Linked DNA regions of Mus musculus: region 1 is linked to region 2. A link is a loop called in an ENCODE intact Hi-C map of the cell type or tissue named here. Cell type or tissue: gastrocnemius. All regions are shown on one strand.

Region 1 (4,000 bases), 150 kb before region 2:
GCCATCTCAACCAGAACCCGGACCCTTACTTCTGTTCTAGTCAGACCCCTGGCGGAGCTCCCGCTGTGGAATGCTGTAAGGAATGTCCCCAAACTATCAGAGCTCCAAAGCTACTTTGGTCTTTTCTGGGTGTTGGCAACCCAGAAGAGGCAGCTTTTAATGTGGGCTCTGTGCTGTCATTTGACTTCTCCAAACAAACTCATGAGGAACACCAGGTCGCTGCTTCATAAGCATCTCTAAGCACCTGCCACTTCTACCCACAGGTAGAGCACAGTTATTTATGCCACTAAAGGGCACAGAATCGATGTCTTCATCGCTCAATGCAACTGCATATGAATCTTGACAGTGAACTGTAAAGGCCATGTAAACTCATGTTGAAACAAACAAAAAAAGACATTGAAAATAAATTTTCAGTTGTTGTCAACCAGTCCTTAATATACTTACTGACTTTAACAAGGTGTTCTTAGATATTAAAATGTCATACCAGAATCAAATCACCAGTGTCTGCTAGCAGTTTAATGTATGCACCTCCACAATCAATACCATCTTGAAAATTTACTTCATATCTAAATGGAGGGAAAAAGAACCACACTGCTGATAAGTAAACGTTACTCATTGCTTGTTAAAGTATAATGAATTACTCTCACCCTCCTTAAGCAGAATTACTTTACATTACCACCAAGCCCACTCACATGAAGAATATCGTGAGCAGAAATCTACAGCTCCGTTATGATGTTAAAATATTTAGAAATAATTACAACCAACTGGAGAAAAACCAACCATCTCATTTCATTTACATAATTTCTCAGCAAAAGTATTAACATGGGGATAAAGAGATTTTTAACTAAAATTTCAACAGGAAATCTCAAAATATGATGTGGTAAGTTCTCCCTACAGCCTCCTTAGCAGGGTGTCAAACCCAGGGCCTCATACAAGCTCGGCAAACACTCTACTACTGAGCCAATCCCTGGCCTCCATGTTCTGTATAAACAAACGTAGCTCCATCAGGATTCTCAGGGCCTAGTGATAACTCTGGAGATTCAGAACTCAACACTAATTTTTTTTTAACTCAACTCCACCTCAACTGTGCTCAATACTTTTAGTTTATTGAATTTCTCTAGCAAAGAGGTTTCAGATTTTCACTCAATAATTAGGTTTTCACACCAAAATGACCATGAGAAAGGGAAACCTCCACTGTCTAGTGTGTCAGCTATAAGTCTCTCGTAGATTTACAACATATGACACGTCTCCAGCAACTTTGTTCTGTTTTAGGTTGTCTTAAAAAGATTAACATTGCTAAGAGGACAAAGCAGAAGCTTAGGCGTCTGATGAATAAATGAGTCCCATAGGGAAACCCATAAAGTCGTTGCTAACTTGAAAAACGGAAAAAAGATGGTTTTGTTAAGTAACAAGAATAACAAAAATATAAAGTAAAGAAACCAGACACTATGCTGCTTAATTAACGAATGGCATACTTCTAAACGTTTCCCAAGCAACTTCAGGGACAAGATGAAAAATAGTAGCATATACAGCCTGCCAGCTTGATCCCAATTAGTATACACACTTGTATGGGGGGGGCGCGAGGGGAGGGGACAGGGAAGGGGGGTTAAGTATATAACTTTCAAGCTTGTGGGAGATCCCACCCGTGCTGTGCTGTATTTCCCAAGCTGTCCATACGAGGGTGCTCTAAGCACAATCCCTCAAGCAGCAAGACCCCCCTGCCCACTGACATCCTGTGTGAGGGGCCTTCTATTTGCCCACCTACATACGATGTGGGGCTTGGCCCTCACTTAAAGAACTTACGGCTTGAGTGATACAGAAATAAAGGTTGAAAAAATGTCACATTCTGTTATGGAAATTAGAAAACAAACAAACAAACAAATAAACAAACCTGTTTGTTTCCCCTAAAGCATTAAGTTTTACCTAAAACACAACTTGACAGTTTCTTCTTGGGGCTCATATCTTTGAGGAACAAAACACAAGAAATGATGCCTGGTGTGATTCAAAGGTTGTCATTTCAGGAATTTAAATATGGAAGGAGATTGCAAGGATCATCCAGTAAGTGTACATGCTAGAAGGAAGAACTCACCAACGGATCTATAGACAGACAGGGGCTCTGCTGTCCCGCCAGGCCAAGGCTCACTCATTTTGTTTCTCTCTCTCTCTCTCTCTCTCTCTCTCTCCCTCTCTCTCTCTCTCTCTCTCTCTCTCTCTCTCTCTCTCTCTCTCTCTCTCTCTTCCTCACTTTTTCTTTCTCTCTCTCTCTCTCCCCCTCACTTTTCCTTTCCTTTCCTTTTCTCTCTTTCCTTTCCTTTCCTTTCCTTTCCTTTCCTTTCCTTTCCTTTCCTTTCCTTTCCTTTCCTTTCCTTTCCTTTCCTTTCCTTTCCTTTCCTTTCCTTTCCTTTGCTGCTGCTTCTCCTCCTCCTCCTCCTCCTCCTCCTCCTCCTCCTCCTCCTCCTCCTCCTCCTCCTCCTCCTCTTCCTCCTCCTCCTTCTTCTTCTTTTGAGACAGGGTTTCTCTGTGTAGCCCTGGCTGTCCCGGAACTCAGTGTGTAGACCAGGCTGGCCTTGAACTCAGAAATCTGCCTGTCTCTGCCTCCTGAGTGCTGAGATTAAAGGCATGCGCCACCACTGCCCAGCTACTTTGATCATTTCTTATCCTGCAAACTTTCTGCTTCTGAACTTCAACCTTGCAGGGTCTGTCTGCAAAGGCTGTGAGCCCAGATCCTTCAGAGCCTGAGACAAGAGGATCCTGAAGTCACATAGAGCCCTGAAACTTGGCGAGACCTTGTCTCAAAATAAAAAGTGCAAATAGCTGGGGACCAGAGGCAGAGCACTTGCTCAGCACACAGCAAGTTCTGGTTTCAATCGCCAGCGCCATTAGAAACAAACCACAAACCCATAGGCATTAACTTGTGTATGAACCATACACGGTGGACTGGGGGGTCAGCAAAACGTCTCTCATCACATAAGGAGGCTGCTGATAACCACGGCACCTCTGAAAACCGAGGGCACACACAGCGCTGTGTTAATCCTGATTTCTCAGGAGTGTTGTTTACCAAACCTTTCTATGAAACAGTTGACAGAAGAAAACCAACTTACACGGTCAAGCAAGCCTGAGGGAAGAAAAGCTACAAATGGTTTTTACGTCCTGTTTTTACTTCCTCAGACCTTGCATGGGCTCGTAAGTTTTCTTCTTAAGCTAAACCATCTCTAATTTTCAAATCCTGTCTGATCACGTAGCAAACACAGGCAGGACGCTCCTTTGGGGACCCATGCTCTGGGGATACCTGCCTGTGTATCCCAATCTGAAACACTTCAAATCCAAAACACTCTGAGGATCACGAGGACAATCAAACTATTTCAAATTTCAGAGCAATAGCTAACTCAGGTGCTTTGAAAAGCTCAGTTTTTCTCTTTCAGACCCAACAACAGCATGCCTATGCCCCCAAACAAACAGCAAAAAACCAAATCAAAGCCCAAACCTACAATCGCTATGGAGGGAGAGCATGAATACTAAGGATACAACAGAGATGCACAATGGAGACCTGGGACCGCCTTGTTAAGAAGGATCAAGCACACAGCACCTAGCATCCCCTCTCTCCAGCCAAGACCAGCTTTGACTCCAAAGAGGCTTCACAAAGTGGATAATGGGCCAGTAGGAGACTCTGACAATGCCAACTGATGCTATGGGTGATGGCCTCTTTGCTCCAGAAGAAGCCCACACAAACATGGCTCAGCTTAGGAAACCCATACCACCGAATTACCCTACAGCCTGCCCAGCTCATACAGTGCCCGACACCACCCAGGTTTCTGATGAAAACCTCCATTCGAGAACCTGCCCAGCTGTGGTCCCACAAAGCAGGTGAGCCAACCTACCCATCTGCCCTCATCCTGAAAAGCACCAGGAAGCCTGCCCTGCACAGACTGGCTCGCCCAGGCTCCAAACAAGGAGCCAAGGCAACTCAATCCTCAGTTCCTAAAAACATCTGGAAGCATCT
Region 2 (4,000 bases):
ATATCCCACTTATAGACAGTCCTTTAGCCAGGAAACAGACAGCAAAGACTTCCATTTATGCTATGGTTTTCCAGTCTTTAATTAAAATAGATTTGATGTTACTTAGAAATATTATGAAACCATATATTACAAAGGCTTACCTATATGTGATTATTCTATATAGGGTATCTCTTAATTTTTATATTGTTTTGTAAAACAATCCAATCCACCATCTAGCTATTCCTTTTTCCCTGGGAAACCTGTCAGGGTTGACAGGATATGTTAGCATTTTACTGCCATATGCATTCTCTATTCATGTATTTTTTTTAAAAAGCCTACATATTAGTTATTTATGTCTATGGTGTGTGTGTGCATGTGTGTGTGTGTGTGTGTGTGTGTGTGTGTGTGTGTGTGTGTGTGTGTGTGTGTGTATTTGCCACAGTCCTGTGTGAAGGAGGTCAGAGAACACTCTGTGAGAGTTGGCCCTCCCTCTCCACCAGGAAGGTACGGGAACTCAGATCAGACTTGGAAGCAGGCACCTTCACCAGATGAATCTTCTTACAAGCGCCCTGATAACATGTTCTGAACTCATATCAACATCTGTCTCATGGTCGGGCGTGGTGGCGCACGCCTTTAATCCCAGCACTCGGGAGACAGAGGCAGGTGGATTTCTGAGTTCGAGGCCAGCCTGGTCTACAAAGTGAGTTCCAGGACAGCCAGGGCTACACAGAGAAACCCTATCTCAAAACAAACAAACAAACAAACTAACTAACTAAACAACCCACAAAAAAAAACCCCATCTGTCTCATGTGTCAAGTGGGCTGTAGATTACCCATTAATACAGCTATTAACCAGACACAATCTTACAACTAGCATGCAAACCTTGTATGCATTCTTCCTTCCTCTAGACTCAGTGTGGGGACCCTGAGTGCTATCGAGGGGAACCCCAGGTGACACCCCCATTGTCCCCACCCAGCTCATACAAGAATATCGCATCCTTACTCAGCCCAGAGACGAACTCTCGGAAGTTAATCAAGGAGTCTCCATTCTCATCTAACAGCTGGAACAGGCGGGAGGCCAGCACATCGGAGTGTGTGCCACACGCCCAGGGAAAGAGCAGCACGAACATGCCCTTGAACTGCTCAAAGTCGATGCGGTACTGCTCCAGGTAAGGCAGGCTGGGGTCGTGTCGGTCCAGGGCATTGCTGCTCCCACCCCAGTAGCAGCTGGTCAGATGCTCAGCCTGAAAAATGTTGCAAAGTGGTTACTGTCACTCATACAGCCCCAGACCACTGCTGTTACCCTAGGCACAGTGTCCAATCTGCCTGTGTGTGGGCCTCCTACTATACACAGGAGCACCTAGCTTGTGAAACTGTAAGTCTAGAAGATACCATGGTGAGAACGAAGAGCTAGGCTCAGCAGTGGTTTCCTGATGCGGTGGATAGAAATCAGTGTTTCATCAGAAGAGTGCAGGAGCTTGACTTGTGTATCGAGTCAATACACATCTGGCCTCCCTACCAGGGGAGAGAGGAAAAATGACACTGGCGCCCTCTAGTGGTGAAGATGTAGGAGGGCGCATTAGGGAGACCCTTCAGGTCTATGCTCAGTTCCTGTAAGAGCTGTCTACAGGATGTCCATGCTTTCTTCTATGTTTGTTCCTAGATCATCTTTTCACCTGCTCAAAAGAACCACACTGAGATCTGCTGGTGGCTTTTGTTTCTGAGTCATGGTGTCACTCAATCCAGGCTGGCATCACCCTTGAACTGATGTTCCTGCCTCCAACTCCCAAGTACTGTGTTAACTGCCACACTCCAACCCGTGACATTGACCAGAGAAGACAAAAAACTTCTGTAGAAGAATCACATTTAAAACTTATTAGGTTATATTTTTCTTATTAAGGATCCTTATTGATCCTTATTAAGGATCAATACCAATAGTGGCTCAACGAACAAATGGAAACCACAGGAATTTAAGCTCATGATGCCCTTCGCTAGGCGTGTAGACAGTTTTTGTTAGGGTTTGGCTATGAGCCATCCCCACAACAATGCTATATGCTGTTAACTTGGTCCCTGAAGGATGGATCCCATCACTGAGATGTGACTGAGTCACAATTGCCTGGTCTTCCTTCATGAGTGGATTAATCATTTGCTGGCTTTATCGGGGCATGACGGAAACTTCTGGATGTGGAGCCTGGTTGGAGGAAGTGGGTCATATTCTAGAGGACTCTCTCTTGTCTTGGACCTCTCTTAGTGTTTTTCTGTTCCTTGGCTGCCATGCTGTGAAGATTTTCTCCTCCTTTTCCGTGATGTTCTGCATCACCACAGCACTAACAGAACTGGCCACCACCGCCAGGGGACTTGGGAAACAGTGAACTCTAACCACGTCTCCTACATACCATGCTGCTGCTTCTAGCTATACATTTTTTAAAGGGTGATTAGGAGCTTAGTAGGTATAGAAATTTCAGGCAGAATTTGAACTTTGATCACCACTGGTCTATGGAGTTTTAGAACTCAAGATCCCATGTCCTAAGGTCCAAGAAAACTAACTGTACCAGATGGTGAGGAAGAGAGCTAAAATGTCCACTTAAATTAATGCTGAGAGCCAATTTACTCTTCCTACTTAGCAGGACAGCTTTGTTCTCCCGGCTCTGTCTTCCTTCTCATGTATATTGGCGACCCAGGGAAGCCCCAAATCACCGAACAGAAAGATCAAGGACTCACTGAGCGATTACGGCTTCTTTTCATCATATTAAGTTCTTTTCATCCCTCTGAATTTACTTTGAAACTCACCTTGAAAAGAGCGTACAGTTCTTCCAGCTCATCGATGGTGAAGGACGTCTCCGTCACAATGGTCCGTACCTGTAAGGGAGCGCGCAGACTCAAAACATGGCACACCAAGAAAGCCTCTAGGTTCTTTCTCAAATTCTGCCAAGCTGGAGCGGGGGTTGGGGGGGTGGGGGGGGCGGCAGCAGGAGGGTGAGCTGGGAGGGGCAAAGTGAGGTATTCCCCGCCCCTGCCCCGCCCCCGTCCCACCGCCCATCCCTCCCCGCTGCCCTTCACGGGGCTTACCACATTGCGTTTGGTGGTGTCCTCCAGGGTCTGGATCACTTTCAGCCTCTGCTTGAATCGCATCTGCTCAATCAAATCGGCCCGGATAGTTCCAAATTTCTAGAAAGGAGGAATTTTGGTGTTTCTGAAAAAAATGTGCTCAAGCACGCAGGGTCACATGCACAGACTGGTGGAAACACCTGCGGTACAGGACGAACGACTCTGTGACAGTGATGAGAAAGCCATTTAGGGACTGTAAATCAATAATGTAGAGATTGTCCTATACCCAGTGACAGAACTAAATTTCAAAGTCACACGTGTCTTCTTCGAGTGAAAGCCCCTCAAGAAGAAAGCTTGGATCTGAGGCTTGTGGTTAATCACTTACGGGCATGGGGAGCTCTAAGGCTCAGAGAGGAGGAGGTAGGGAGGAACACTTGCCGATCTCCATGCTCCTTTATCCACACGGGCATTGTGTGAGCTGGCTATCTCTCCAAACTCTAACACCTAGCACTGCCTGATGTCTTCCTAACTCAGACAAGAAACCAAATCTTAATATTTATTTCTCCTAAACAGCCCAATTCAGGAGTTGGTAGGAATTGCCACTCCCTAATGACGAGAAGATTCACTCCCACTAAGTCTGCCAAGTTATCGTTTCCTTCTAGCTAAGTCAGTTAAGTCAGTTAGGAGAGAAAAGTTCCCAGGGTGGGGACATCTTCTGATCTGAACAGCAGCTCAGGGAGAGACTGCTCTACAGTGACCACCAGCAAAGGGCTTGCCAGTCAGGGTTGGGGACCCGAGTTCTAATCCCCAGAAGCCATACCAAATCCCTGCCACCCAAAAACCAATAATACCATTACTGGGAAGATGGGAGACTGGGATTTATGGGGCTTTCTGGAATGGCAGCCAAATTGTGCGGCTCTGTGTTTAGTAAAGAAGAACCTGTCTCACAAAAGGCAGGGAACAATTGATGAAAA

What was found. A loop is a pair of places that touch in the nucleus more often than their neighbours do. Peaks named below come from ENCODE experiments on the same cell type or tissue, not always from the same donor. Only the 100,000 strongest peaks of a DNase experiment are listed, where the experiment ranks them.
Region 1: it touches region 2 in a loop (10-fold over the local background); 8 of 42 quality-filtered maps call a loop at or near these places.

The regions. Positions count from the first base shown.
Region 1 is chr8:83,404,720-83,408,719 of GRCm38, reverse strand. It overlaps Clgn (calmegin), which reads right to left. Exons shown (of 15, transcript NM_009904.4): 6 at 485-566. Among named protein-coding and RNA genes, the nearest start is that of Clgn, 17 kb to the right of the region's middle. In gastrocnemius, a CTCF peak has its summit at 1,692; no DNase peak of the experiment used is centred here.
Region 2 is chr8:83,258,141-83,262,140 of GRCm38, reverse strand. It overlaps Tbc1d9 (TBC1 domain family, member 9), which reads right to left. Exons shown (of 21, transcript NM_001111304.1): 14 at 3,048-3,146; 15 at 2,769-2,837; 16 at 982-1,222. Among named protein-coding and RNA genes, the nearest start is that of Ucp1, 30 kb to the left of the region's middle. In gastrocnemius, no CTCF peak of the experiment used is centred here; a DNase peak (open chromatin) is centred at 1,506.